Linked DNA regions of Homo sapiens: regions 1 and 3 are each linked to region 2. Evidence: chromatin loops called from intact Hi-C (ENCODE). Cell type or tissue: endothelial cell of umbilical vein. All regions are shown on one strand. Links, peaks and the distances in the headings refer to the core of each region. The heading gives the core; the rest is flanking DNA.

Region 1 (8,000 bases), core at 1-8,000, 87 kb after region 2:
CACAGACGAAAACGTTGAGGCTCAAAGGGTTTGAGTGACTTGCCCAAGATTAGACAGCTAAGAAGGTGGCCAGCTCAACCTTGAGCTATCTTCCTCTGCAGATAAACTGAGAGATGGAGGCAGTGGGGGGCATGAAAATGGCCCCAGGCACTGCACTGAGAACCAGGTTGCCTGGGTTCCTCCCTCACCTCCCTCATCAGTGAGCTGTGTGACCCTGAGCATTTCACCAACCTTCTCTGAGCTCCAGTTACCATCTGTCAACAGACTCAAAGGGGTGGGGGCATCAAATAAAATAATTTAAGTAAAAGCACATGAAACCTATAATTGATATTATGATAATGTGACCACGGGTTTAACTTGGCCCAGAGAGCCAGCACAGGTGAAGCAGCCGAGATTCTACGGAGGGGGGATGGGCCAACATCATCCCCGTTACCGTCAGCAGCAACTTCATCCATTTCTGTTTATTGAACAGCTAATAACAAAAATAGCAACCACGTATTACATATTGACTATGTGCCACGCACTGTACTAAGCACTTTACATCAGCTCCAGGGAGATGGACTGGAAGTCGGGCAAGGGAGGAAAGAGGGCAGGACTGCAGAGCTCAGGGCCTCCAGCCTCCATCCAGGAGGTCTGAAGAATGGGACTTCAAGATGACCTCCACCTGAGTTCAGAACCAGAGCAAATTCTGTGTGGCCAAGGAGAAAAGGCTTTTTGCACTGAGGGGCCCACCAGAACAGACACAAGGCTGAAATGCAAGCCAGTCCAGGCTAGAGGAAGAGACCGGGAGCCCAACTCAAGGAAAAGGCCAGGAGGCAGGGGACTCCCAGCAGCTCCAGCGCAGAGCCCACCGAAGGCCACCTCAGGCTGTAGACAAGAGGGTTGAGCCTCCTAGCCCTATAGCCTAAGAGAAGGGGAGGACAGAGGCCTGGCTGAGTCTGAGCCAAGGAAAGAACTCTGTGACTTCTTCGGTTTTGAGTCTCTAGGTGGGTTCCCTCACCACCCTGGCTCAGAGGAAAGCAGTTGAAAGAGTTCCCTCCTGTATGAGCTAAACTGAGGAGGAGAGGGGTATGTCCCCTCCTGAGCAAGGGAAGGGGAGAGTCCCACAACCCCCACGTGTGACGGTGCGGCAGCCAGCCCAGCTTGCAGTTCTGGGACGATGGAATGGAAATGAGATGTTGAGACGGAGACAGAGAAAGCTGGAAACACCCAGCAAGGCATGTGTGGGACAAAACATGGGCCTGACTGGACCTTGGGGGACAGGCTGAGGAGCTTAGCCTGGATGCTGACGCTACAGGAGTGCAGGGATGGCCACTGTTGGTCCCTGAGCATGAAGGGTGTGCCAGAAGTCCTGCCAGCCTGCAAGGTCCCCTGGCTCCAGCCTATGAAGTCAGAAGCTTCCTGTCCCTGTGGATGGGGTCCTGGGTTCTCACAGTTGGGTTTCAACGTAACAATGACATTCAGATAAGACTTGGGAGCCCTCCCAGCAGTGAGACCGCTGGAGTCTGCCCCAGACCTTCCGAACACAGGAGGGTTGGCCAGGAAGACTTGCCTCCAGCCCTTGCCTCTCTGGTCATTGGGGGAAAGGTCAGTCCAGCACACGTGGGCTGGAGACATGGCCAGGCAGACTCAGCCACTGGATGGGCCCTGGGTGGTAAAATCAGCCCTTCCTCCAGCCAATTTGACCTCCAGGCACCAAGTCCAAACACCCAGCCTGCTCTGAGCTCCTGGCTCCCCGCAAACACCTGTGGCCTGCATCAGAGGAGACAAGCAGAGGGCAGACCAACCCAGGACAGCTTCAGGGGCAGAAGTGCCAAGTGGCTGCCCTGGGGAGCTCTGGAGGAGGTGACTCCAGGACAGCCCTTATCAATCCAGCTCATGAGAAAGGTAGTGTCTGTGTCCCCAGGGAGAGGCGGCAGGAGAGAGGGCATTACTATTACCTAATATCACCTATTAGAAATCTAAACCTCTGAGCATGCTCTGCCCCCTCCTCCCAGCCCCCTGATTCCTTGTCTTTCTCCCTTTGCAGCCCATTTCCCAGCCATATCCAATACTTGGAATTTCCCTCATATACCCCACATTTCACACACGTGCCCCGGTAGCCCTCCTCACTCTGCCTACAATGTTCTTCTCGCGGTGAACTCCTACTATGCTATCAAAACCCTGTTCAGAAGGCCCCCTGCTCTGTGGGAAGAGACCTCTCTTGCAGCATGAATCACAAAATAGCATACTTATTTGCATACGTGTATGACTCCTCCATTAGCCAGGGGGCAAGCCCCTCACACCGGGCACAATGCCTGGCACATAGAAGTGTGAGGCACACGTTTGTCTAACTGAAGGAGGAACAACAGGTAGGGCAAGGGAGCACGCCGTGAAGCTGGATGTCTGGGCTCGCTTCCCACCCTGAGGGAAGCCTGGGGTGCAGGAACACTGACATCTGGCTGAGAGGGGGGTGGTCGGGAGAAGCAGGTGAAGATTGCTGGCTACTTGGGTGTGACCCAAAGCTCCTCGGGCTCCCAAACCACGAGGCCTCAGTGAATCCAGTAGAGCTGTTCCTGGAAGAGCAGAGAAGCCCCAGTAGCACGCGGCCTGCAGCCCCCAGAATGAACCCATCTGTGTTTACCCCCTAACCATGGATTTCACTATCTCAGTCTGAGGGACAGGAAAACCAGATGCACTGTCACCATGTGACAGGTGAGAGAACTGAGGCCCAGGGAGTGTCACTGGTGTGACCCCCAGAGGCCATCCTTGCGGCGTGAGCCAGGACCGAGTGCGGGCTCTCCCAGGGAAGCCATTGAGAGGAGCCCAGGCCCTGATGACTAACAGGACAGAGACTTCAGTGGTCAACTGGACCCAAGTCCAGCTGTGGCGGCCCTAGCTGTGGGACCTGGACTGCTGACTTGACTGCTCTGCCCTTTTGCAGTACAGCAAGAGGCACATAGCCAACCTCCCAGGATCATTGCAAGGACAGGGTCCAGCCCGGAGCCTGGTGGGCAATAAGTGCTCCCTGGAGGCCCCACCCCCACCCCCCGACACTGATTCCAGCTCTCCCGGCTCACAGCCAGACCCAGCTGCCTGCAGGTGACTGGGCCTGCCCTCAAGCCTGCGGAGCTGGGAGCGGGGGAACCAATTTGTCACGGTGTAACCAGAGAGTGTCTGGGGGCTCAATGCCAGGGTTCTGGCTGGGGCCAGCACCAGGCCCCTTCCTCACAGCTGTCAAGGGGAGGCTCAGAGACAAAGCAACCAGGGCCCCCCTATTCAGGGAGGGGGTAGGCAGGGCTATGTCTGATAAGGGATGAAAAGGGGGATGGCAGGCCCATGCCAAGTGAGGGATGAGAAATACTAAGACCCCACAGCCTGAGGCAGGGAGAACAGCACACAGGCGCAGATCCCAGTGCCCTCAGCCACTGACTATCTGGACGATCCTGAACGAATTACTTAACCTCTCTGAGCTTTATCTTGCTCATCAGGGATAACATTATCTCATTTTGCAGGCTCAATACGAGGATCAAATATGCCCCAAATCAGCAAAGGCACCTGGCACAGTGCCTTGCATGCCAGAGACTTGAGGCCAATTTCTCCTCCTTGGATTTCCCTTTTCTTGTCCCCACATCTCATTTTCTCTCCACTAGTATTTCTTCCACCAGGGTGCGACCCTCCAGGTGCATCAGGCAAGGCCCATGGTGACAATGGAAGTTGCACTCAGATATTGAGAGGGTGGGACAGGGAGTGAGGGCAATTTGGAGGGAACAAAATCAGAGTTATCCACTGTGGCCCTGGCACGTGTGAGGCCTTGCCCACCACATCCCACCCTGTTTAGCCTTTGGTTTTCCTAATGCCCACACGAGTGCATTCACAGACTCACTTCTTATACAGTCAACCCTCTGTATCCATCCATGGGTTCTGCATCCGTGGAGTCAACCAACTGCAGATCAAAAATACTCAGAAAAAAAGAAAATGGAGAGTAGTGTCAGCACTGAACATGTACACCTTTTTCTTGTTATTCCTAAATAATGCAGTATTACAACCATTTACACAGCATTTACATTGTACCAGGTATTATGAGTAATCTAGAGCTGATTTAAAGTATATGGGAGGATGTGTATAGGTTATAGGCAAATACTACACCATTTTATATAAGGGACTTTTGAGCATGCTTGGATTTTGCTATTCGCTAGGGGTCCTGGATCCAATCCCCCAGAGATGCCGAGGGATGGCTGTGTTTTTGTTTGCACTGTAAGGATGATGAAAGGGCCCTTATAGAGACAGCTGCCACCCTCTCTTGGCAAAGTGGCTGCAGAGTCCATGAGGGGATGATGGGTGAAAGCCTCTGAGAGAAGTTTCCTGGAGGCAGGGAGTAAGGGCTGAAATCCCAGCCTTTTGTCCTGAACCTGTCTCTTCCTCCTGTTCGGATTCCATGTGGGGCCAACCGTGGTAGAAGAGAAACCTGAACTCTGTGAGCCGGACAGGGTATGTGTTCATTTCCCTACTGCTCCCCCTCCCACCCTAGCCCTCTGGAAATGCCAGCCTGCCTCAGCTGTGCTGAGAAGAAAAGGGGATATAGGTTTGAGTTGTGTCCAGGGAAACTGAATTCGTAGCATCCAGCGTGGTGGTGGCTGGACTCAAGGTGAGAGCTCCCCCTAGTGGAAGGTGAGATTCCAGAGGCCCGCCCGGTGGACCCTCTCCCAGAACTGCCCACTACACATTCAGGCAAGCCTTCATTCATTCACCACACTTACTGAGCACTTCTGCATGCCAGGCACTGTGCAGGGCTGGGGAGACAAGTCAGACGTGCAATCACAGTCTGTAGAAAAGAGACTGAAAGAAGCCAGGCACGGTGACTCACGCCTGTAATCCCAGCACTTTGGGAGGCCAAGGCAGGCGGATCACGAGGTCAGGAGATCGAGATCATCCTGGCTAACATGGTGAAACCCCATCTCTACTAAAAATACAAAAAAAAAAAAATTAGCCGGGCCTGGTGGCGGGTCCCTGTAGTCCCAGCTACTCGGGAGGCTGAGGCAGGAGAATGGCATGAACCCGGGAGGCAGAGCTTGCAGTGAGCCGAGATCGCGCCACTGCACTCCAGCCTGGGCGACAGAGTGAGACTCCGTCTAAAAAAAAAAAAGAAAAAGAAAAGAAAAGAGACTGAAAGAGAGTGCAGGGGAAGTCCAGAGGAGGAACCCCATTCCAGTGGAGGAGGCAGGGAGGGCTCTCTGGAGGAAGCACGTCCAGCTTAAACCTGCAGGCTGGATTGGCCTGGCAAAGAAGGGGAAGAAAGAGAGACCCTGGCAGACAGAGTGGCTCCTACTAGCTACCTGAGGATGAGAGGAAGCAGGGGCTCCCTGTCTGGGAGCTGCAAGTGGTCCAGGCTGGGGGCGGCATGGCGTTTCCTCCAGGAACCAGGTCGTGAAAGGCCTCAGCCCTTAACGCTTTGATAAAGGCCACAAACTGTTGGAGGAACTCTTGGAGGAACTTAAGTAGGGAGGTGGCCTGATCTGATTTGTAGTTTAGAACGATCACTCTGGAGCTAGGCACGGTGGCTCATGCTTGTAATCCTAGCACTTTGGGAAGCTGAGGCGGGAGGATCACTTGAGCTCAGGAGTTTGAGACCAGCCTGGACAACACGGGAAACTGCCTTCCAAAGGCGGCCACAGCCACCAGCTGTGGATGGATGGATGCTGGGGCCAGAGCCTTTGCAGACAGGCCAGAGAGGGGTTGCAAATTTACTGGGAGCAAGATACCCCCTCCTTCCGGGCACTGGAATGGAGCAGAGAGAAGGGGAGAGAGACAGAAAGTGAGTGAGTGAATGAGGAGGGAGTGAGTGAGTAAGTGAGTGAGTGAGTGGAAGGGACTTGTCAATTCCACTTTAGGAAAATTGGCTCCATGATGTTTACTGCAAACTGCAATTTGGCATCTCTATTCAGGTGCTCTCCGTGTTTAATTATATGTAATATGGTAGTGGAGAGGAAGGAGTACATAAGTGTGTGATTTTCTCCTTAGTCCCTACCCCCCACTCCACGCTGGGGTCGTAAAGGTCAGAGGTGAGAAATCGAGCCCAGCAGAAGGAGGAACTGGAAGGGCCAGCTGTGGCTTCACAGCCAAGCCTGGATCGCTGAGAAGCAGCATGTGCCCCTGGCCACAGGGTCAGTCTCTGCAGCCTCCTGGGCTTCAGGGACAGACCAGTGTCTCCAGCTCAGACTGTGAAATACCTCGACAAGCCCAGCAATCTTCTGGGTCCATGACCAGGTGGGTCCAGAAGGTGGGCTCAGCCCCCTCACCTTAGACCACAGCCCTCTGGGCTTTTCACCTATCTGTACTGAAGAGGCTTGGTTTCCCGGGAGGCACCCCCAGGTGCCCCTTCTTCATCGACCCTCCCAGCTCCTGCCTTTCCCTCCTGATCCTCACCCTCTGTCCCAAGCTGGGAGGGTGAAGCACCCATTAGTTCATTTGCTTGTTTAATTGCACAGGGAGGGGAAAGAAGTTAAACTCCTCAACAGGAATCTTCCCTGCAGGGCCAGAAATGGAATGACGGGGTGGGGACCCCATCTCAGCACCTGCTGCCTGTCCAGGAGATACCCTCACCCTTGTTCTACCTCCATGCCCCAGATCCCAGGATCAGAGCAGGGTGTGGGGTTACAGGGTCATAGGGAACTAGAGGAGGAGCCTCCATCCCACACCGGCTGGGAGCCCCTCCTAGAACTGGAGCACCATGGGGAGGGGAGCTGGGGGTGCAATGTCAAAGGCAGAGTACTGCCTCAGGGTCTGACTCTCTCACATCTCTGACTCTCTTTGGGTCACTTGAGTTTCTCTCTCTAATCCTCTTCCCTGTCTTTTGTTTCCAGAAAAGCCCCGCCCCCAGAGGGGTCTGGGAAGTGCAGCCAGGCTCCTGGCGGGCACCGTGGCCGTGTTCCTCATCCTAGTTGCTGTGCTCACTGTCTTCTTCCTGTACAACCGGCAGCAGAAGAGCCCACCGGAGACGGATGGGGCCGGGTGAGCCAGGCAGGACTCTGCCCACTAAACTCCCACTGGTCTGCTCCCCAGCACCCTGGGAGCCCCAGACTTAAAGCACCTAAACTTGTGAAAGCTCAGGGCCTTTCTAGGGCCTCCCCACCCTGGGGGACCAGGAACTAACCCTTTGGCAGGAAGAGCTGACCCTCCTGAGTGGTGATTGCTACGTGCCAGGCACCGCCCCAGTTCAAAAGGGCTTCATAAAGATGCATTTTATCCTCACAGCAGCTCAGAGGAGCAGGTGCATGATTACCATCCACGATTTATAGTGAGGAAACTGAGGCACAGAGAGGTTAAATAATTTGCAAGAGTTTACGTGCTCCCAGCCGTTGACAAGGGGTGAGGGCAGACCTAGGACCAGAGAGGAGAGAGAGGCACAAAGTATATGGGGGGAGCCAAAACCCTCAACCATCAGGATAAATCATATTTTAATGTGATATTTTAAAAAAATCAAAATGAAAGCAAAAACCCATGATGAACAAAACGTCCACATTGTAAATAAAGACAGGATTAGAATAACTGACTTTTCCTTTCGCATCAGACACCCAGCACACCACTGTGATGGATCCTGTCTTTACTTACAATGTGGACGTTTTGTTCATCACGGATTTTTACGTTGATTTTCATCTTTAAAATCTTGCATCATGTGTTATTTCCCGTGCTGGCTAAGGCTGTCGGTGCCGCATACCGTGCACCTGAGGCCTCATGCCCGCCCTGGGTGAGGGCCCACAGTGCTGCTGCTGGTTCCTCCCTGTCCTTTGAGCTAGGAAACCTGAGACTCACATGGTTCCCATCCCAAGCTGGGCTGGGGTCCGGGGCAGACACACCTGGGAAAGGTGGCCGGGCACTCTCAGCCTGTAACCCATGACCCCTGAGGAGCCCCAGCCCAAGCTCTGGCCTCTCAGGAGGCTGCCTGGGAAGCAGAGCTCCCGGGCCTGCTCTTGTGAGTGGGGCTCAGGGACCGGTAGCTGTCTGGTGGCCTGATGGGGAGA
Region 2 (10,894 bases), core at 2,895-10,894:
AATAGGGTGACCAACTTGTCCCACTTTGCCTAGGACCTTCCCAATTTTAGCACTGAAAGTCCCGTGTCCTGGGAACCACCCCCTCCTCAGCCCCAGGTAAACTCCAGGTTTCACGGTTAGTAAATGGCAGGTCCAGGACTCAAACCTAACTCCAGAACACAGCATCCTCTCCCTTGGCTGCCTCCTTGGTAGCATGTGGTCTCATGTTCCTCAGAATTCAGTTACCTGCATGGGCATTTTCTGCCCTCTGGATGTCACCTGCAGGCCACTTGGCAGCCTCCTGGATCACCTCTTTCTGGAAACATGTACTCAGGATGTACAGGGCATTAATATTAACCTAAATCAAATATAATTTGAAAGCTCATTTCTTCAGGAAAAGCACTTTACATAATAGAGAAATAAAATTAAATCTATTATTAAAGTAGCCTCATAATGATATTAAAGTAAATTTTAAATAAAATAAAAACTCTTCACCCACAAATTATTTTCATTTCTCCATGTCACCTTCACATTTTTCTCTTTATAAGTGTATATTTTTACAGAATTATAATGCAGTCTATGGATAATACTTGTTCTTTTCACTTCATATTATAGAAGGGTCTGGGTTGGACTTTCCTCATTTGGGGTTCTCCATGTCATTAGCATCAGTCATTAGCCCAGATCACAGGGAGTCTGGGCTCAGGGCTGCCTCCTTCCCAAAGCACTCCTTCTTCAGCAGGGATTCCTAACTCAAGGCCCCAGCTGGGCTTCAGCAGGTTGCCATGCAAACACTGTCCTTGTGCGTATGTGCAGTTTTCAGGGACACAGCGCTCATCAGATCCCGAAAAGGTCTGAGACCAAAGAGTCAAGACCCACAGCTCCACAGCCCGAGCCTTACCTCCCCACTCCCAGGCAGGCATCAACCATGAGCTTTTTCTGCTGGGGTTGGGCTGATCCAGGAACTCTGCTCTTCCCTAACAATACCTTCTATTTCTTGGTTTTCACATAACTTGCAAGAAAAATCTGGTTCCTCTAGACAAGTAGTCCATCCTGATAATTATCCTGACCATAACACCCATCCCTGGATATAAGAGCATCATCAAAGGGAGGAAAGTGTGGGTGGGAGGTTGAGTATCTTCCTTTCTCAAAGCCCTTTTCCCTTTCATCTTTCTACATAAGGCATGCTCCACACAGAAGCTCCACTCCGTCCCTTCCCATCTTCATGACCTAAGCTCTCCGGTCTATGCGGATCCTGGATGAAACCCTCTTCTCAGTATCACCGTTGAGTTTTAAGTGCTCCCATCCCTAATCAGGAGTGCCGCCTCTACTCACAACCAGAATTCTTTAGGATTTGGGACGTCATGATTCACAGAAGTATACTGAGGGCCTTCTGACCAGACACAAGGCATAGAACAATTTCCCTTCTTTCTGGAGAGTTAGATGGTTCAAGATGGAACTTGGGCCTTCCTATCACCTCTCAGAGCTCAGCCCCAAAAGCCATGCAGATCGCTGGGACACCATGGCCCACAAGGGAGAGGCTGGTGTCTGTTAACCATCCTGGCAGCACTTCAACACAGTGGATCATTGGACTGGGGAGTGGGTGCAGCTGTGTGTAGTTGCTCCATCCCCAAGAGCAATGGCAGCCAAGACTCTGCAGTGATCTCCATAGGAATAACAGTAATTAAATGTTGCTAAGCGCTGTGGGATACAGAGGCACCATCATAATCACCACAGCCACCAGCGTGATGACCATAGTAATTAGGTGCTGTGGCTTCCCATCTACCCTGGGAGCACTGCCTGAGGTGAGGTTGGCCTCAGGTTAGGGCAAGAGGGTAGCCATGCCAGCTGGGTCCTCTTTGGGGTTGGCTAAGGCTTCAGCCATACTTTCTTCATGGGATTCCTCCTCCTTTCCTCTCCCCTTGCTCTCAGCCTCAACTGACACCAGGGTAAGGACTGGGGACACAAAAGGGGGTGACCCCCATCCAGCATGCCACTCCAACATATCTTCTCCTATTGACAGATTTCAGGGGATTGGGGAATCTTGGGGAATTCTTAATAGGGCTCCTCTCACATCAAAGTGAACTTTATTAGCCAATTTCTGAATGACACAGAGGGGCCTGGGATATGACCAGGAGGGGAAGTCATTACTGTATTGACTTTGGGCCTTTTCCAAGCCCAACAGCTGCCTCTCTGAAAGAACCTGTGGAAGTCAAGGGAGGGCTCAGAGGAGAGTTTCCTAGGGATGGTACGTTCCCCAGGGCTGATCTCGTCTAGTCTCCCCACCTCATGCCTCCAGTCCTGAGGTGGGTGAGAAAGGTGAGCCCAACTGCCTGCTCTTCAAGTGGGCTGTCATTCCTGCAGTTATCAAGTCTCAGGGCCAGGAGGGAACATGGAACTCATTGCATCCATGCTCCATGCCAGGGCAAGAAGCCCATGCACAGCATGCCTGATGAACGGGCTTGCAGCCTGAGTCTGAAAAGTGACTGGGAGGTCAATCCATTGTCGGTCAACTAAGATCCCTCAACAGTCTTGCCTAGATTAAACTGAAATCTACCTCCCCCAAAAATATGACCATTGGTCCTGACTTTTCCCTATGAAGACACACAGATGATGCTTGCTCCTTTCTCCCTATAGATTTTGGAAGCTTGGTAGTCATACCCCACTTAACACTCCCTTTGGCCTTCTCAATTGTGAAGTCTGAAGCCGCTTTCCAACCTCTCTCTGCAGATAACTTCAGCTCCCACTGTACTGCAATGACCTTATTATAAACTTCCCCCTTCACTACTCCACCCCAAAACTTCCACCTTCACTACTCTCTTCACCTTCCCTCCAGGCTCAGAGAAAGATGGGTCTTCTCCTTTCCAAGGCTGACCCCTTCCCACCCTCAGTGCCCCCCAACCCAGGACTTGCTCCATAAATGACACCCTATTTCACTTCTTACACTTGCTTCTCCACTCCCTCACTGTCCACTAGCTCTTTTCCTTCTGACTACAAGATGCTCAGTAGCTTTTGATTTCCGATGAAAAAGGAGAAAATAAGCCTCTTGGTCTGTCTTGCTAACCCTCTCCGAGCTTCTCATCCACCTTGCTCATTCCGTCCGCCACCAAACTTCTCAAAAGCAGAGAGGATACCTGCTGCCTCTGCTTTTTCACCTTCCAGTTGCTCCTCCTCCCACTTTGATCTGGGTTCAGCCCCTGCCTAGTCACCAACATCCCTCTCTCAAAGGTCACTGGTGGTTTTGCCACTGCTTCCAAAGACCCCTTCTGATCCCCACCTGCTTTCTGCAGCATCAGACACTGTTAGCAACCTCCTCCACCTCCTCTATTAAATCCTCTTCTCACTTGGCTTCCATGACAACCCTCTCTCCTCACTCCCCTCCTCCTTCACTGACCAATCATCATCTGTCCATCCTACCCACGTTGTTGCCAGATTCATCTCCTGAAGCATAGCTCTGACAGTTCCCAATAAGTGCTTCTCTGTTCAGAAACTTTCCATGGCTCCCCACTGCCTGCAAAAATAAATAAATAAATAATGGAGTTGTAAAATCATGCAACTATATGTAATTCATAATATACAATAATCTGTCACGTTTTCAAACCTTTTTAAGCAGCAGAATCTTCAAAATCCATTAAGAGATATCTTTCTCAAAAGCCCAATTTTCAAGCACATGAAAACACATGCTCTTTAAATGTGGCTCCTGTTGAGCCCAGGAAATTCTAGGGTTTCCAAAACACAACTGGAAAACCAGTGAACAAATTAAACTCCTCAGTCTGCAGATGAGAAAACTGAGGTCCAGAGAGGGGAAGTGATTGGCAGAAAGTGGCACAGGATGTGAGTTAATCAACACATTTTCATTACAAGCCTATCAGGTACCAGGCATGTTCTAGGTGCCAGAGATATAGCAGAGAACAACAGCAACATGATCCCTGCCCTGGAGGAGCTGACAGTCTAATGGGGAGTGAATCAGGCACTATAAACCATCACGAAAGTGGTCCCAAGTATGCAAAGTCTATAGCAGGGGATGATTGGAAATCCCAGTGGCTCCTCCTTGAAGCCTCAGAGCAGGGTGAGATGAGGCTGCAGAAGCAGGCATGGGCCCCTTAGGCCTTGTTGAGGACTTGACACTGGTCTAAGAGTCTGGCAGGCCAAGAAATTGTTCCTGGGCATTGCAACTTGACCATCTGCATTTGAAAATAATCCACTACTAAATGTAATGTTGTATCCTGGATTAAATTGTGGAACAAAAAATAGACATTAGTGGGAAAAAACCTGGGGAAATCTGAATAAATTCTGTAGTTCAGTTAATAGTATTATACTAACACTAATTTCTTAGTTTTGATAGATGTACCATGGTTCTATAAGATGTTAACATTCAGGGAAGATGAATGAAGGGCATATGAAAACTCTGTACCATTTTCACAACTCTATTGCAAATCCAAAATTATTTCAAAATAAAGCTTGTAAAATATATATAAACCATTTTCAGGAAGGGGAAAACTGGATGTGGAGAGACAGATGACAATAATAATGATGACTAATACTTAGACAGTTTTTACTGTACACCAGGCATTGTTCCATGCACTTCACATGTTTGGCTCAAGGCTCATTTAATCCTCACAACTTCAAGAGGTAGGTGCTCTTATTTCTCCCTGTTTTACAGAGAAGGTACCTGAGCACAGAGAAGTTAAGTCACTTGCCCAAGGACACATAGCTATTGGGTGTCAGAGCTGGAGTTTAAGAATTCCAATCCAGGCAGATTAGCTCTCCAGAGTTCCATGTGCTGGACTGTTACATTTTACTCCCCATCTCAGTGCAGACTGGCTATACTGTCAGAAAGTATTGTAAAGACCAGGTAGAAATCATGAGTGCATGGACTAGATTAATAACAGGAGAAATGGAGCAATGTCACTAGACTTTATATATATATATATAAAGAATATATATATATAAAGGATATATATATATAAAGGATATATATATATATCTCAGGGGCATATCAGGGGCATATCAATGTCACTAGACTATATATATATATATAAAGGATATATATATATATATATATCTCAGGGGCAGAATCAACAAAATTGGAACATGGTGGTTCAGGAAGAGGTAAGAAGCAAGAGTGACTCCTGGGCTCACAGCTTAAGAGCAGGAACCAAAGCCTGCTTTCCTGCTGCTTGATCCTGTGTTTCTTCCCTGTCACTAAAGGAAACCTTCTGGTCCTTTTGCCTTCTGTTTGCGCCTACCTGTCCCTTTCTCTTATACATCTCTAAAACGCAAAACAAACTGGAATGCCTACTGTCCTAACACAGGTGGCACCTCTCCCACCTCCACGCACCTCCATGTTCTTGTACAAGCTGTTCCTTCCACTTAGGAGTCTCTCTCCTGCCTCTTTTGGTCCAAATCTGATCTGTCCTTCAGGGTCTCAGTTAAATGTCCCCTCCCCCAGCAACCTTCCCTGCTTGTTTAAAGATGATGAGTGAACAACCATACTATATCACTTACTTGCTTCCATCTTCTCCACCCAACCAATCCCCAGGCAGCCACATCTTCCCTGCTGGCCGCACCCTCTTTGGAAGCTCATTTAAGATCAGAGGATCAAAGAAGCCTGACCTAAAGATGGAGAGAGTGCAGCCGGGTACAGTGGCTCATGCCTGTAATCCCAGCACTTTGGGACACCAAGGAGGGCAGGTCACCTGAGGTCAGGAGTTCCAGACCAGCCTGGCCAACATGGAGAAACCCCGTCTCTACTAAAAATACAAAAATTAGCCGGGCGTGGTGGCACACACCTGTAATTCCAGCTACTCGGGAGGCTGAGACAGGAGAAACACTTGAACCTGGGAGACAGAGGTTGCAGTGAGGTGAGATGGCGCCACTGCACTCCAGCCTGGGCAACAGAGCAAGACTCTGTCTCAATGAAATAAAATAAAATAAAATTAAATTAAATTAAAATAAAATAAAATAAAATAAAATAAATAAAATAAAATAAAATAAAATAAAATAAAGATGGAGAGGATGGGAGGGTAAGAGCAGGGAACAAGAAGACATTGGTACATCTGGGATTGCCCCTTCAAACCATGCCTTCAGCTCCTGCAGTGTGCCTGGCACAGAGCTAAAGGCCATCACAATGAATTCAATTCAACCCTGGCCCTTAAAGCACTCAGCAGCCAGATGGGAGATTCCCAGCTGCCACAAACTAAATCTGATAGCGTGTTCCCCAGTTTAAAACCCTCCTAGCAGCTACCGGGCATGATTCACGAATCTGCAGACCTCTCCTTTCCTCAAGTCTTAGGCTCAGGCTAAACCAGTCAACCCTTTGTGGGCCCCCTACTCACCTGACTATTGCTTACCTTCATTCCTTTGCTCGTGCTGACCCTCTACCTTAAATCCAGTCTCTTTTATGTCTCTGCCCTCCAGCACTTACCTTGGTCTGATAGATGACTCACCGAGACCCTGTGTTCGCTTCCCTGAAGCCTTTACACCAACCCCACCCCGGGCTAAACTGGGCACTTTTTCTGTGACCCACCAAACCCACACAATCCCATATTAAATATTTGTTTACGACATCCGTTTCTATGTCTGTCTTCCCCCACCCTTCAACTAGATTGAGTTCCTTCAGGACAATGATGATGTCTCTGTATCCCCAAGCCAGGCACTGTGTTTTGACACAAAGAAAGCCCAGGTTACATTTGTTAAATGTAAAAGACCATACAGTGAGTGGGTGAGTGTTCATGACAATGCCAGATCTGACTACTTCCGCGAGAAACCGAGACACTCCAGGGCCGGATTCCAGACAGTGGGAATATGGCGCTGTCTTTGCCCCTTCTCCAGTGAGGAACCAGAATTTACGTGTTATCAGAAACAGCCACTTCCCCTCTGCTCCTGCCCGCCTAGAGGGCTGGGCAAAGGGTAGAGGGAGCAGTGTCCGGCCAGGGTCTGGGGAGAATTCGGCTCTCCTTAGTGGGAAACTCTGTCTGTCTTCCTCCCCCAGGGGGAGGGGATGGGGATAGGAGGACCAGAGTAAGGGGAAGAGGGAAGGCCCGGAGGGCGCAGTCGCCTTGGCAGAAATCCTACCACACCCGGATGTAGTGGGTGGTGAACGGGATGGGGCGGAGAGTCCCTGCCCTGCCAGGGACACTGACTGGACGATCCACTTTCGCGGGAATCCCACAAATCTCTCAAAACTAAGGTCCTGGAAACTGGAGGAGAGCTCGTTTTCAGGCTATGTTTGGGCAAGGGCGGGGCGCGGGGTGCTTCAATTTTTGGAAAAGGAACCCCCGAAGGGAGCAGGGATTAGAAAAGAAACTCTACCAGAAACCTCAGTGGGCCCGTCTCACCCACTCATGCCCACCACTGACTTCTCTGGCAGCTCCCCGTCGCCCCGCGCACCGCTGCCTCTCCGTGGAACGTCCAAGTGGTGCAGAGGAGAGGGATCTCCGGAGACTGGGTTCTGTTGCGAGCTATGCCACGTTCCGTCCCGGGCGGAACTCTTCTTTGGGCCTTTGTTTCCTCGTCTGTGAAATGGGGCCAGGGTGGGAGCAGAGGGCTTGCAGAAGCCCTGCCAGCTCCCACGCTGCTAGCCGGGATTCTCCATCCCGCCCTCTCCTCCACCGCCGCCCCCGGCCCGGTCCTAACTCCACCCCCACCCGCCGCGCCTCGGCGCCGCCGGCCGCTAGGGGTCACTGCCTGCCTTTGTCAGCGGAGGAGGAGGGCAGCCCGCGCTCCAGCCGGCTCCCCAGCTGGAAGGCGGCCGAGGGGTAGCTCCCGAGCGAGGGTCCTGAGCCGGACCCCGCAGCCCGCGCTCGCGATCCGCCTCTGCTTCGGTCGGGAAGGCGCGTGCGCTCGGGCTCCGACCGGGCCCCGGCGGGCGCGCATCGAGGCCAGGAGGGGGTTAACGCTAACCCCTCCCCTCTGGCTGACATCACGGGCGAGCGGGTGAGAGGCTGGAGCTCGGCGAGTGAGAGAAAGAGAGCGAGAGCAGCGAGCGCGGCTCCACATTGTTGCGGATCGCCGGCACCCGGCAGAGCGGCGGCGGCTGGGACGCGCGGCGCCTCCGACCCGTTCTCCTCGCGCCCGGCCGCGCAGCCAGAGCCACCCGGGCCGCCGACCGCCGAGCCCCGCGCCCGCCGCCTGGGCCCCGAGCCTTCTGCGCCGCCCGGGTGCGTCCCGCCACCCTCGGAGGACGGCCGGCCATGGACGCCTGCAAGTTGGAGCCGAGCGGGAGGGTGTGAGCGGGCCGGGGCCAGGAGCCCGCGCCGCGCAACCGGGCAGCCGGGCGCGCCGGGGGTGGGTCCCTCTCCCCAGCCCCGCTCTGCGTGGAAGAAGAGGGCGGGGACCGGCGCCGGGAGGAGAGCGGAGGAGGCGAAGGGGCATGACTCGTGCAACTTGCGGCGGGCATCTGCCGAGCCTCTGAGCCGGCGGCGGCCCGGGGCCCGGACTGCGGCCGCGCGGATCCCACCCAGCCCACCCCGCCCCGGCCGACGGCTGCAGCTGACCTGGATCCTTCGAGCGCCCGCCGACCGCCAGCGATCTTCCCTCATCTTCCGGGCTGGTTTCTGCTGCGCGAGGAGCGCTGCCCTCGCCGCCCCTCTCGCCGGACCCCCGGCCCCCGATGGCTCGGATGGGGCTTGCGGGCGCCGCTGGACGCTGGTGGGGACTCGCTCTCGGCTTGACCGCATTCTTCCTCCCAGGTAAGAGCGCTCACCTCTGCTGTCCCCACCCCCATCCAATGCCTCCCCGGGGCTGGGAGCCGGATGGCGGGCACGACTGGATTGTGGGGAGTGAAAGGAGCCAGAAAAGTTGGGTCACGGCTTGGGTAAAGGGGGTGGGAGGTGGCACGGCGGAGAAAGAGGTTGAGAAGCCGAACCGCCTGCCCTGCAGGGAAGCAGTCAGATGCACGTCTCTATGTAGCATGAAAGCACTTTCTCCGCTCAGTTCTTTACAAAAAATAATAATATGTAATAGCGTTCTGTTTATTTAATAACCAGCTCTCTGCTCGGGAAGCAGTTTGGAAACACTGCGTGTTACATAAATGCAAAATAATCACCGTAATCACCGTCTTGGGGTGGGAGACAACAGCCCCAGGGGGAGGGCGTCAGTCTCGGAGCTGCGGGTTTGGAGTATGGCGGGGGGGCTTCGTCTCTTTCGGCGGCCCCTTTGCCAGACGGCTCAGGACGCTCGGGCCCCCTCCCGCCCCACACCGCCCCACAGCGGGCGCGGAGAGTCGGCTGCTGCGGCAGAGGCGGCTCCTCGCTCACCTGCGGTTCCTTTCCTGGAGGGTGAGGCCGGGGCAGCCTCCTCCCGGCCTGGCGCGGGACCGGGCTCCCCCTCGGAACTCTGCTCCCAGCTCTGGGGGCTCTCCCTGGAGGAGACACCGCGGGCTTCCTGCCATCCAAGTAGCTGCATGACCCACTTTCCCGAGGGTGCCCCGCGTGTCCTTCCTCGAGGTGCGGGCTGCCGGCAGCCGAGGGGTTAACCTCGCGCCCGACCCCGGGGTGGCCCTGGTGGCCCATTCTGACGGGTGGGGTGGGGACGGAGGCTGGGACCAGCCCAGGCATATTGTGCTGGGGAATGAACTGGAAAATGCGTTTAGGAGGCAAATCCGACCGAGTCCCCTCGCCTGGATTTAACCCTTTGTGTCCCTGGGGAAGCTGCCGAGCTCGCCGGCTGACTGGACACCAAGCGTGGGTCAAGGGGTGTGGGGAGTTCCTCCAGCTCTCTGGGTAGAAACCAGAGACGACCTGCAGCTCTAGCAAGATGGGATTTTGGGGAGGGGGGCGGATCTTGACTGGAGCACGTGGTCCCCGCCTTGGGGTGGCAGAATAGGGGGTCAGTGTACAGAGACCATCTCCTCGTGGGGCAGGAATATTAGATCCCGAGTTCCTGCAATGTGCTTTGCCGCAGAATGGCCAGGCAGTTTGTTATCGAGGGAACAGTCTGGCTGCCTAGTTCCGGGGCTAGGGTGCACTCCTGGAAGGCAGAAGCCTGGCCTCATTCCCTTCTATGCCTCTTCTGCTGCCAGCCAGCTCACTACGAGGGCCCCGCCAATCTCACTAAGTGGTGGATGTCTGGGAAGCAGTTTGTGAAAGCCAGTACTGGGGTGCCTCCACCCGTGAAGCCTGGGGTGCTGCCCTGCTCGATGTGGGGGGTGGGGAAAATCCAGGGCTCACAGGTGTCACTGCCCACCCTGCCCCCAGAGGGTGGTCTTGGTGAGAGTGAGAGGTCTTCTCACACTGGATGGCCTGGGAAGCCAGCCAGAGATACAGAAGTTCGGGCTCTAGGACTTGCCTGGCCATGGGGATTTGAGCTTCCAGGAACCCTTCAATTACATATGTCCACATCCGGAACCCAGAGAAACGAGAGCTTCCCAGAGCTCTGGTTGGTCCAGCACACTAGGGGTTAACGTAATCCTGGGATGGACAAAGGGTGGTGGGAAGGGTTGGGAGAAGGGGAAGGAACTCACCCTATTCTCCTTCCTTTTGTTATTCTCTTTCCCCAGCTTTGTGATTCCTTCATGGTTAATTCCTTCATTGGGGGCTAGAGGCCTGCTGTGCTCCACCCACTCAGGAAGTGGGAGCAGGGAGGTGAACTCACCTGGCTCAAGGTGGATACAACCCCTGCCAAAAATCTACATGAAAGGGTGGGATGCAGAGAAAGGAACCAGGGTTGAGAGAGGTACTTAATAAATGCTCTTCCATTGACTGTAATTGACTGATGGGTAGCATCCATGCACCGAAGTTCCCGGACCGCCCAGCTCCTCTGCCCAGTGGCTGGGCTCCTGGTGCCTTCTCTGCTTGCTTGCTCTAGGGTCCACGGGTGCAGGGAGGCAGGTGGATATGGTTGTGCCCAGTCTGACACTTGGATGGAGGCTGGTTGGCCCAGAAGTTGCAAGCCCACACCCTACTTTGCATCACCT
Region 3 (10,905 bases), core at 1,224-9,223, 380 kb after region 2:
CACCCTCCTTCCTTTGGGTTCAGTCAGCAGGATGCTCAGGAGTTCCTTCGCTTTCTTCTGGATGGGCTCCATAACGAGGTGAACCGAGTGACACTGAGACCTAAGTCCAACCCTGAGAACCTCGATCATCTTCCGTAAGTAAGAGGAGAATGCTGTGGGAAAGCAAAACTTTTGTGAACTCGAGATTTTTACCCACCACTTTGGGGTTAATGATTTGGGAATAATCTGATTTACTTTTGAAGATGAAGGATCAAAATTGACAGACCCTTAAACTTAAGTTTTGAGCTTTGACCCAATTGTTGTCTCTCTCTGGTTCCCAGTGATGACGAGAAAGGCCGACAGATGTGGAGAAAATATCTAGAACGGGAAGACAGTAGGATCGGGGGTAAGCGCATGAAAGGGAAGATGCCTGTTTTCACTGTTGCCTGCTCTTGCCTGAGTGGAGCATGAAAAGCCCTAAGAATCACTCTCCCGGGGAAGCCTGTTTCTGCCTAGTGTTCAACAAAGCAAAGCAGGAACAGCAAGAAAGAAGATGCTGTGCAGGCCGGGCATGGTGGCTCATGCCTGTAAACCCAACACTTTGGGAGGCCAAGGCGGGTAGATCACCTGAGGTCAGGAGTTCAAGACCAGCCTGGCCAACATGGCAAAACCCCATCTCTACTAAAAATGCAAAAATTAGCCAGGCATGGTGGTGGGCACCTGTAATCCCAGCTACTTGGGAGGCTGAGGCAGGAGAATCACTGAACCCAGGAGGCAGAGGTTGTTGTGAGCTGAGATTGCACCACTGCACTTCAGCCTGGGGGACAGAGCAAAACTCCATCTCAAAAAAAAAAATAAAAGCTGCTGTGCAGAAGACCATGCTCTACTTCCTGTATTTCAGCATCTCATGGCCTTCTCTTCCCCAGATCTCTTTGTTGGGCAGCTAAAGAGCTCGCTGACGTGTACAGATTGTGGTTACTGTTCTACGGTCTTCGACCCCTTCTGGGACCTCTCACTGCCCATTGCTAAGGTATGCACCCCAGTTGCCCGCCTTGTTGAACTCCCTCTCCTGTCCTTTCATGTTGACCTCTGACCTTTGCTTTTTTCCCCTTCCCAGCGAGGTTATCCTGAGGTGACATTAATGGACTGCATGAGGCTCTTCACCAAAGAGGATGTGCTTGATGGAGATGAAAAGCCAGTAAGTCACCCTTCGGTAATAGCAAGAACAAATTTCCGTGGGACCTACTGGGAAGAGGCTGATACCAGCAGATCCAGTTGAGGAGTGACTGGATTGGGGCCCACTGACTTCCCCACAAGTTCTTTCTGTTTGTCTTGTCTCTCAGACATGCTGTCGCTGCCGAGGCAGAAAACGGTGTATAAAGAAGTTCTCCATCCAGAGGTTCCCAAAGATCTTGGTGCTCCGTATCCTTAAGATCCATCAGGGCTGGGACATGACTTTCAAGGGTGACTGATGACAAGGGGCCCATAGGTGAGGGGAACAGTCGGAAGAAACGGACCTTGTAGGCTTTCCTTTTGTTGTCTGCCCTTCTGCATTGGTTTGACTATCCTTGACTCACGTCAATGCCAGATCTGAAGCGGTTCTCAGAATCCAGGATCCGAACCAGCAAGCTCACAACATTTGTGAACTTCCCCCTAAGAGACCTGGACTTAAGAGAATTTGCCTCAGAAAACACCAGTGAGTATCTTTGAGTAGGCAGGGCAGAATGAAGACGCAGGTGTGCAAGGCCGGAGGGAGGGCAGGAGGAAGGGGAGCTGCCAGCACCAGCTACTGAGAGACCCAGAAGGAGAGGTTGGAGGGGGGAAGTCGGGGCAGGGGGGCCTCGGGGGCTTGACGGCTGCCTCCTCCTCAGACCATGCTGTTTACAACCTGTACGCTGTGTCCAATCACTCCGGAACCACCATGGGTGGCCACTATACAGCCTACTGTCGCAGTCCAGGGACAGGAGAATGGCACACTTTCAACGACTCCAGGTGAGAGCCAGGGCAGGGCCGGAGCCCCTGGCTGTAGCCACCCACTCTCCCCCCACTCCTCCACCCTCCCCCCAAACCCACCCCCCTCCCACCCCCCGCACGGCTTACACCGAGAATGGATGGCAAAGTTTAAGGCCACGAAGCCGCTGCCCGTGGGGAGGCTCCCTGAAAGGCAGGCCGGCCGGCCTCGGGGGCACAGAAAGAAGCCGGCGGGGGGTCTCCCGGTCCTGCCCGCTCCGGGCTGACTCCCCGCTCTCTCCGCAGCGTCACTCCCATGTCCTCCAGCCAAGTGCGCACCAGCGACGCCTACCTGCTCTTCTACGAACTGGCCAGCCCGCCCTCCCGAATGTAGCGCCAGGAGCCACGTCCCTTCTCCCTTCCCCGTGGTGGCCCCGCTCCCTAAATTTTTTAAAAAGACAAAAACAAAACAACAACAACAACACACAAACCTGACAAGAGAAAAACAAACCTGAAGCTGCCGAGCAGGAGTGGATGCAGCCTGATCAGGGTCTGGAGCAAGGAGCCGGGCTTTCCTGAGCTGTGGCCCGGCAGGGAAGATCGCCTGGACGTGGAGCCAGCATCGCCCCGTGCCCTCGGCGTTTGCATTTGTAAACTTGTGGTCTTCCTATGTGTCAGAAACAACTGTGTCTTGGGGGGGAAGACCCTCGCTGCGCCGCTTCCCGCCGCAGCGCCCGCGCCTCCGAGGGGACAGCGCCCTCTGGAGCTCGCTGGGAGCATCACCGCCTGGACGCCCGCGCCGCGGAGGAGCCGGCGCCCATCTCCACCCGCACGGCTCGCCGGTCCAGAGCCATGAGCCAAGAGCCCTCTTCACGCTGCTAACTCCAGGGGACAGACGAAGGGACATCTTTGGAAAACGCTGGTTTTGGTTTTTAAAAAGCCCAACTTTTTTTTTTTAATTTCCATAACTAAAGTGTTCAGACTGGAGTGCTCTCCTTCAGGCCTCTTCATAGCTGGGACGTTGCACTGGTCCTTTTATTGCTTTTCCAAGTACAACTTTCTAATGCTAGCCCTCCGTGGTGCTAGGTGGGCGTTGGCCAGGCCCCAAGCACAGCCACAGTAGACCTGGGATCTAAAACAAGTTTCTGTTTTGGGGGTTTGGGTTTTTTTTTTTTTTTTTTAATGTTTTGAATGGAATTTAGTTGCCTCCAAGAATTGTGCCTTATAGCATTTGGGGACCAGGGGGTAACTGCCCCTCCTGAAATATCCCTCAGCCTCTTCCCTTTTCCCCAGTGCTCTGTTCAAACCCGCCTGGGAAAGGGATCCTGCCCTTAGCCCTGGCTCGTTGTGCATTGCAGTGAGGCAAAGAAGAAAGCAGGTAGATTCCTTCCGACAGGGCATCAAGTTCTTCCCGCCCACGTCCTCTAGCCCACCCCTGGTCTGCTCCCCAGCTGTTTGAAGGATAGCACAAGCCCCTCGTCCCTAGAGCTTCTCTCCCTTTTATTTATTCTCTTAACATCCCTTTCCCCCTGGCCTTCCTGCCCCCGCCCCCTTCTCAGAGCCTCCTAGACAATAGGCCCTTTGGACCGAGTTTCTCAGGGATGCCCAGGCCACCCCTCAGCTCTTCTTAGCGCTGGTCTCCAGTCCTGCCCTGGGAGCTGGAGCCTGGGTATTTGGGGACATCTTGCCTCAGTTGTATGGTTCTTTCCTGTGGGCTCAATTTTGCCCTACATAGTTGGATAAAACTCTGTGCTGTCCTGGAGAGTAAAGCTGTTCACCCACACAGCTGGGCCCGGCTTGTGCCCCGTGGAGCCTGGCACATTCCAGGCTCCTAGGAGGAGGCATCAGAGAAAGACACCCTGAGTTTTACTGGCCTGACACCCTTCTCCAGAGAAGACCTGTGAACCTGAGCCCAAGGGCAAGTGTACACTTGTTTACTGTGTAAGCAAGAGTAGAAGAATGTCTAATGTACAGTGGAACCTTGTACAGAATAAATAATAGCTTTGAGAAATCAGTTGGCAGATGTTGGAATCTTGATTTGGGAGTGTTTGAATCTAGGAAGGGCTCCTAGTATATTAGGGGCCATCTATTTCATTGTTTCAACCAGTTTGTAAATTCCAAGTTTCTGGAAAAAGTTACCCACTTTTTAGTTTGAACATTTAAGTTTAATTTTTTAAAAACTGAAACAATACATATTTTGGACACTATATTCTTCATCTGGATTCACCAATTGTTTACAAACACATTTAAATATACAGCCATCCCCCAGTATACACAGGGAGATTGGTTCCAAGATACACACATACCAAAATCTGCACCATATTCAAGTCCCAAGGTCACCCCTGCAGAACCTGCGTATATGAAAATCAGCCTTCTATATATGTGGGTTTTGCATCTTACAAATGCAGTATTTTCTATCCTTATTTGGTTGAAAAAATCCACGTGAAAGTGGACCCACACAGTTCAAGCCCGCATTGTTCAAAGGTCAACTGTACTTTATTCTGTCTGCCGAAACATTTTCAGGTGAGGTGTTATATCACCACTTCTAAATACTTGAGCATACATCTCCTAAGAATCAGGACATTCTCCTATGTGACATGGTTTTCACATGTCCATTTTTTTTTTTAATGAACTGTCTACTTTTTAATGCTGGTATGGGCTACTCTCTTAATTCTTGGTTGAAACTCTTGGGGCTGGGCATGGTGGCTCACACCAGTAATTCAAGAAGTTGAAGTGAGAGGATGGCTTAAGGCCAGGAGTTTGAGACCAGCCTGGGCAACATAGTGAGACCCTGTCTCTATGAAAAAAGAAACACTTGGGTGTTTTCACAGACCTATGATAAGATAAAATACATCTCTCCAGCAGATGTCAAATATAGCAAAACTTGCTCTTAGAGCAGAGTATCATTACCTGGATGTGGAGTGACCAGGGCTTAGTCTTTTTTTTTTTTTTTTTTTTTTTTTGAGACAGAGTTTCACTCTTGTTGCCCAGGCTGGAGCGCAATGGCATGATCTCAGCTCACTGCAACCTCCATCTCCTGGGTTCAAGCGATTCTCCTGCCTCAGCCTCCCAGTAGCTGGGATTACAGGCATACGCCACCACGACCAGCTATTTTTCTATTTTTAGTAGAGACGGGGGTGTCTCCATGTTGGTCAGGCTGGTCTCGAACTCCTGACCTCAGGTGATCTGCCTGACTCGGCCTCCCAAAGTGCTGAGATTACAGGCGTGAGCCACCACGCCCAGCCAGGGCTTAGTCTTTGATAAGTCAAAGATCTCAGCTTTACCACCTAATACTTAGAAACAGTTACCTTTATGTTACAGGCTTTGTTCCCTAAAGTGCTTTTTCTCAAGACTTCAGATTTAACCCCTAAAAGAGGTGATGCCTTTGGTGCACTCGGTGACCCACGTCTCCTTTGGTGTCACCTCTTCATTAGCACTGTTCAGCTTTTCCATTTCTGCTGCTGGTCTTAGAACTAGGGAAGCTGAAGGCTCCACCAGGTGAGCCTGGAGTGTTTCATCAGGATTCTTCCTCACTGCCTTCACTGCTCCAGACACTGAAAAATAAAGGCCTGACTATTCCATCCTTGCTGAGACAGAAGCACCTGCTGTCACTTAAGGCCTGTGTGCTGCTATCAAACCCACCTCATGGAGGGGGACAGTTGTGGGGGCATTTTTCTAAGCATTTCCCAAGAGTGAAGAAGAGGGATTGAAAATGACAGTGACTTAAAACTTGGAATTTCTCCCTGAGGGACCCAAACTTCCCTGGCCTGCCCTGAGGGTGGCCTGACCCAGGCTGTGATTGGAAATCTTACCCTGATGATTGCCCCCAAGCCGCAGGCAAACAGGATCCCCTCAAAATAAAAACATGAGGCTTGTAGCAAAGTGAATGGCTGTACTCTGACTAGTTCTTCACTGGAGGTAGAAGCAGCCCTGTAATTTTTGCTGTCTTCCACTGGGGAACAGATGGACTCTAGGAGACATTGAGGGCAGGGGCTCCACTCAGGTCCGCCACCCTTGCTCCCAGCTCTTCAGTAATTAATCTGTGGTGCTTTCTCATCCCCATGGCAACAGGTCCTAGTGTTACACAGAGCACAAACACACGCAGGTCTGTCCCCACGTTTTTTTGTCCATCAAGCTTTGCCTCCTAGCAACTTGGCTCTCTTCCCTCATTGTTTGCTCTTGATCCAGCAGGCCTCTCCCTAGGGGAGGGGCTTCCCCTGCAACTGCTCTTGTGTGACCTTGAACAAGAACCTCCCTCTTTCTGGGCCTCCGTGCCTCATCTGCAAATTACTGAGATAGGACTTGTGGATCTTGAAGGTCTCCACTCCCATGTTATCAATCATTCTAAGTCACTTTTCCTCTAAACACATGCTCAAGTCCCAAGATACGGAACTTAACTCTAGTTCCCTGGTTCCAGTTTATAGAATTTTTTTAAGTGACCAATGCTCAGAATGCTTACTTCTTTCTATAAAGCTATATTTTATATATTTTTTTATTTATTTATTTTTTGAGACAGAGTCTCACTGTGTCACCCAGGGTGAGAGTGCAGTCATGTGATCTCGGCTCACTGCAACCTCCACCTCCCGGGTTCAAGCGATTCTCCTGCCTCAGCCTCCCGAGTAGCTGGGATTACAGGCATGCACCACCATGCCTGACTAATTTTGTATTTTTAGTAGAGACAGGGTTTCACCATGTTGGCCAGGCTGGTCTCGAACTCCTGACCTCAGGTGATCCACCCGCCTTGACCTCCCAAACTGCTGGGATTACAGGCGTAAGCCACCATGCCCGGCCTCTACAAAGCTTTAGAGTTAGATCATAGAGGTCACCTTGTCCATGATCTCGATTTGGCAGTGAGGATACTGAGCCCTAGAGAAGACTTGCTCAAGGCCACATAGCATGTCAGAAGCAGAGACAGGATGGAACCTGGGTATCTTGACTCCCTACCCAGTTCTCTTTCCGAGTACTCTGTCTTTAGTTTGAATAATTGACAGCATTTTGCAGGACTTTCTGCAGCAAATTTTCCAACCCTGCATCTATTAGGAACTGAGCCAAACAGCAGTGTGACATTCACACATACCCAACAGCAAAACCACCATGATCTGCCTCCTACCTGGACCCTAGTAGGTCTGTCTGAGCTGGACACCTCTGAGGGTCCCCATCCTTCATTGCTCTACGAGCAGAAACAAGCACCTGTGCAGGATGCAGGAGGCAGCAGAAAGAGACTAACATTCACAGCCCAAGCAAGTTACTTAATCTCTCTGAGCCTCAATTTCCTCATCTGTAATCTGAGCATAACATTACCTATTCAGAGTTGTGAGTGCCAGTTAAGAAAAACAGTGTCTGGCCAGGCACAGTGGCTCATGCCTGTAATTCCAACACTTTGGGAGGCCAAGATGGGCAGATAACTTTAGCCCAGGAGTTTGAAACCAGCCTGGGTAACATGGTAAAACTCTGTCTCTACAAAAAGTACAAAAATTAGCCAGACATAGCACCATGCACCTGTAGTCCCAGCCACTTGGGAGGCTGAGGTGGGAGGATCAATTGACCAGGAGGTTGAGGCTGCAGTGAACCGTGGTCACACCAGTGCACTCTAGCCTAAGCAACAGAACAAGAACCTGTCACACACACACATGCACACACACAAAAAAAAAAAAAAAAACGAAGGAAGAGGGGAGAGAGAGAGGAAAGGAAAGGGAGAAAGGAAAGAGGAGAGGAGAGGGGAGGGGAGGGGAGGACAGAGGAGGGGAGGGGATGGGATGGGTGGGTGTCTGGCACATAGTAGGTACTCAACAACTCAACAAACTTCCATTTCCCCCGCTCAACTCCCATTTCCAGGACTATACCATCAAAGCTCCACTGAGATTCTCATGGTGGGTGATCCTCAGCAAATTTTTTTTTAAACCAACACTGTCCCTATTTAGCAAATATTTAATTCCTCTCATCTCTCTGGATGCTTCTATCTTCTCTTCCTTAACAATACACTTGATGTATGTAAGTATAGCATTGCCCAAACTAAACAGAGTGCCCGTTAAATAGGGATTCCAAAATCAAGGAATTGGCTTTTCCAATTTTCTGATATTTGGGGGCATCTGCCTCTTGGAGGTAGTAATGGGATTGAGCTGCTATCTCTCATGCTTCTAAAGACTAGGGAAGCCTATGGCCGAGGCAGGAGAATTGCTTGAGCCCAGGAGTTCGAGACCTGGCAACATAGGGGGATCCCTTCTCTACAAAATTAGTCAAGCATGGTGGTGCACACATGTAGTCTCAGGTACTTGGGAGGCTTAGGTAGGAGGATTGCTTGAGCCTGGGAGGTGGAGGCTGCAGTGAGTTGTGATCACACTCCAGCCTGGGTGACAGAGCAAGACCCTGTCTCAAAAAAACAAAAACAAAAACAAAAAAAAGTGGAAACCAGGACTCCAACAGCCCCAGCTCTGCAACCCAGCCCTGCCCCTGGGCAACTGTACAACTTTGGGCAAAGGCACTTAACTTCCAGGAGCCTTGGTGGCATCCAGAAAATGAGAAGAAAACACCTACCTCCCTCCTCTTGCCACCGGGGCTGGAATAAGGATGACGTGAGGCAATGAGCTGAGGGGTCTGCAGTGGATTTCACTCTCAGTGTGTTTTAGGTGTGCCACTCCCCAACCCTGAGCTGGCCCCTGGCTCCCCTCCTTTCCTCCAGAAACCCCTTCATAACGCAGACAGTTGCAGGAGTGCCTGTGCCCACAGAGGCACTCTGCGGCCTCTACTACATCCTGGGTGTAGTCGAGGATGGCCGTGGGTAACAGCAAAGCAGAGAGAAGCTTCCTGGTCTTCCAGGCCTCCCCTTGGCCTCCCTTCTGTTGTCTCCCCACTCACAGGAATAGTTCTGAGACCCAGTTGTGACCAAGCTCCTCAGGCCACAGTGCTAAGCCTCTCCTCCTTCCTGGAATTCCCTAACCAACCCCCAAGTTCTGCCTATTCAAATCCTTTTCAACCCTCAAACTTTAGACTAAAGGCTCATCTCTTCCAGGAAGTCCTCCTGCTGGCCCCATCAGAGGAAGTCATTGTTTCTTCGGATTACCCAGCATTTAATCTCCAGACTTACGGCCCAGTAAACTGTCTTCATCTCTGTCCAGTGAACCACACTTCTCAAAAGACTCCCTCACATTCTTTTTTTCTTTTTTTTTTTTTTTTTTGAGACAGAATCTTGCTGTGTTGCCCAGCCTAGAGTGCAGCAGCGCAATCTCGGCTCACTGCAACCTCTGCCTCCCGGGTTCAAGCAATTCTCCTGTCTCAGCCTCCCAAGTAGCCAGGACTACAGGCGTTCACCACGATGCCCGGCTAATTTTTGTATTTTTAGTAGAGATGGGGTTTCGTCATGTTGGCCAGGCTGGTCTTGAACTTCTGACCTCAGGTGATCCACCCACCTCAGCCTCCCAAAGTGCTGGGATTACAGGCGTGAGCCACCGCACCCAGCTGACCCCCTTACATTCTTTTTTCTTTTTTTTTTTTTGAGACGGAGTCTTGCTCTGTCACCCAGGCTGGAGTGCAGTGACACGATCTCAGCTCACTGCAAGCTCCACCTCCCAGGTTCATGCCATTCTCCTGCCTCAGCCTCCCAAGTAGCTGAGACTACAGGCGCCCACCACCACGCCTGGCTAACTTTTTTGTATTTTTAGTAGAGATGGGGTTTCACTGTGTTAGCCAGGATGGTCTCGATCTCCTGACCTTGTGATCCACCTGCCTCGGCCTCCCAAAGTGCTGGGATTACAGGCATGAGCCACCACACCCGACCTCCCTTACATTCTTAAAAATTATGGAGAACCCCAAAGACCTTTGCTTTATGTGGGTTCTATCTATTAATATTTACCAAATTAATATTAAAGCCGAGAGAAATTTAAGTATTTTCTTACTAATTTTTAAACAATAAATTTTAATATAATGAACCCTTTACAAGCTAAAGTAAGACGGAGTCTCGCTCTGTCGCCCAGGCTGGAGTGCAGTGGCGCAACCTCGGCTCACTGCAAGCTCCGCCTCCCGAGTTCACGCCATTCTCGGGCCTTAGCCTCCCAAGGAGCTAGGACTACAGGCGCCCACCACCACGCCCGGCTAATTTGTTTTGTACTTTTAGTAGAGACAGTTTTCACCGTGTTAGCCAGGATGGTCTCGATCTCCTGACCTCATGATCCGCCCACCTCGGCCTCCCAAAGTGCTGGGATTACAGGCGTGAGCCACCATGCCTGGCCAATAATGTTTTTAAACCATATAATCCCATCACTTTGGGAGGCTGCGGTAGGAGGATTACTTGAGTCCAGGAGTTTGAGACCAGCCTGGCCAACATAGTGAGACCCCATCTCTACTAAAACTGTAAATTAAAAAAAATTAAAAAAAAATTTTAAAAAACCTCCTATATTTTCTGAAACAAAAAAAAATTTAGTAAGAATGGGCCGGGCGCAGTGGCTCACTCCTGTAATCCCAGCACTTTGGGAGGCTGAGGCAGGTGGATCACCTGAGGTCAGGAGTTCAAGACCAGCCTGACCAACATGGAGAAACCCTATCTCTACTAAAAATACAAAATTAGCTGGGCATGGTGGCACACGCCTGTAATCCCAGCTATTCAGGAGGCTGAGGTGTGAGAATCCCTTGAACTCGGGAGGTGGAGGTTGTGGTGAGCTGAGATCTCGCCATTGCACTCCAGCCTGGGCAACAAGAGCGAAACTCCGTCTCAAAAAAAAAAAATTAGTAAGAATGGCAGTGTGGCTTTATATTTGTGCAAATCTCTTTAGCATCTGGCTTAATAGAAGGCAGCTGGACTCGCGTCTCCTTCAGCATTCACCCCAATGTCATATCACATGTCACGGAGCGTCTGGAAAACATGAATGAGTGTGAAAAAGGCACATCATGTCTTAGTGTTATTATGAGCCTAGTTCTAAGCTCTCAAGTCCTCTAAAAAAAGGCCCCGGGCCCCACTTTGAGAACTGTCACAGCAGAGCAGGG

The links. Peaks named below come from ENCODE experiments on the same cell type or tissue, not always from the same donor. Only the 100,000 strongest peaks of a DNase experiment are listed, where the experiment ranks them.
Region 1: a loop joins it to region 2, with 7 times the contacts of the local background. A loop is called at or near these places in 9 of 110 quality-filtered maps.
Region 3: it touches region 2 in a loop (5-fold over the local background); 10 of 110 quality-filtered maps call a loop at or near these places.

The regions. Positions count from the first base shown.
Region 1 is chr11:119,638,855-119,646,854 of GRCh38, reverse strand. LOC105369520 (a long non-coding RNA gene) reads right to left here. Exons shown (of 4, transcript XR_001748413.1): 4 at 7,238-7,359. LOC124900303 (a long non-coding RNA gene) reads right to left here and starts at 4,823. Exons shown (of 2, transcript XR_007062919.1): 1 at 3,866-4,823. It also overlaps a transcript of NECTIN1 not described here. In endothelial cell of umbilical vein, for the core only: a CTCF peak has its summit at 4,679 (motif pointing left); no DNase peak of the experiment used is centred there; H3K27me3 peaks cover 196 bases.
Region 2 is chr11:119,726,250-119,737,143 of GRCh38, reverse strand. It overlaps NECTIN1 (nectin cell adhesion molecule 1), which reads left to right and starts at 7,944. Exons shown (of 6, transcript NM_002855.5): 1 at 7,944-8,669. The coding sequence starts at 8,591. NECTIN1-DT (NECTIN1 divergent transcript) reads right to left here and starts at 7,561. Exons shown (of 4, transcript NR_120587.1): 1 at 7,338-7,561; 2 at 3,394-3,487; 3 at 226-337. RefSeq lists enhancers at 6,898-7,758, 7,759-8,620, 9,420-10,362 and silencers at 7,559-7,968, 8,029-8,348. In endothelial cell of umbilical vein, for the core only: a CTCF peak has its summit at 7,676 (motif pointing right); DNase peaks (open chromatin) are centred at 7,053 and 7,793; H3K4me3 peaks cover 3,017 bases; H3K27ac peaks cover 922 bases.
Region 3 is chr11:119,348,253-119,359,157 of GRCh38, reverse strand. It overlaps USP2 (ubiquitin specific peptidase 2), which reads left to right. Exons shown (of 13, transcript NM_004205.5): 6 at 24-134; 7 at 321-385; 8 at 906-1,009; 9 at 1,097-1,177; 10 at 1,323-1,401; 11 at 1,568-1,675; 12 at 1,851-1,971; 13 at 2,236-3,943. The coding sequence ends at 2,323. Among named protein-coding and RNA genes, the nearest start is that of MFRP, 7.0 kb to the right of the region's middle. RefSeq lists an enhancer at 135-1,334. In endothelial cell of umbilical vein, for the core only: CTCF peaks have their summits at 2,278, 2,484 and 2,683 (motif pointing left); DNase peaks (open chromatin) are centred at 2,297, 2,687 and 6,097; H3K4me3 peaks cover 755 bases; H3K27ac peaks cover 346 bases.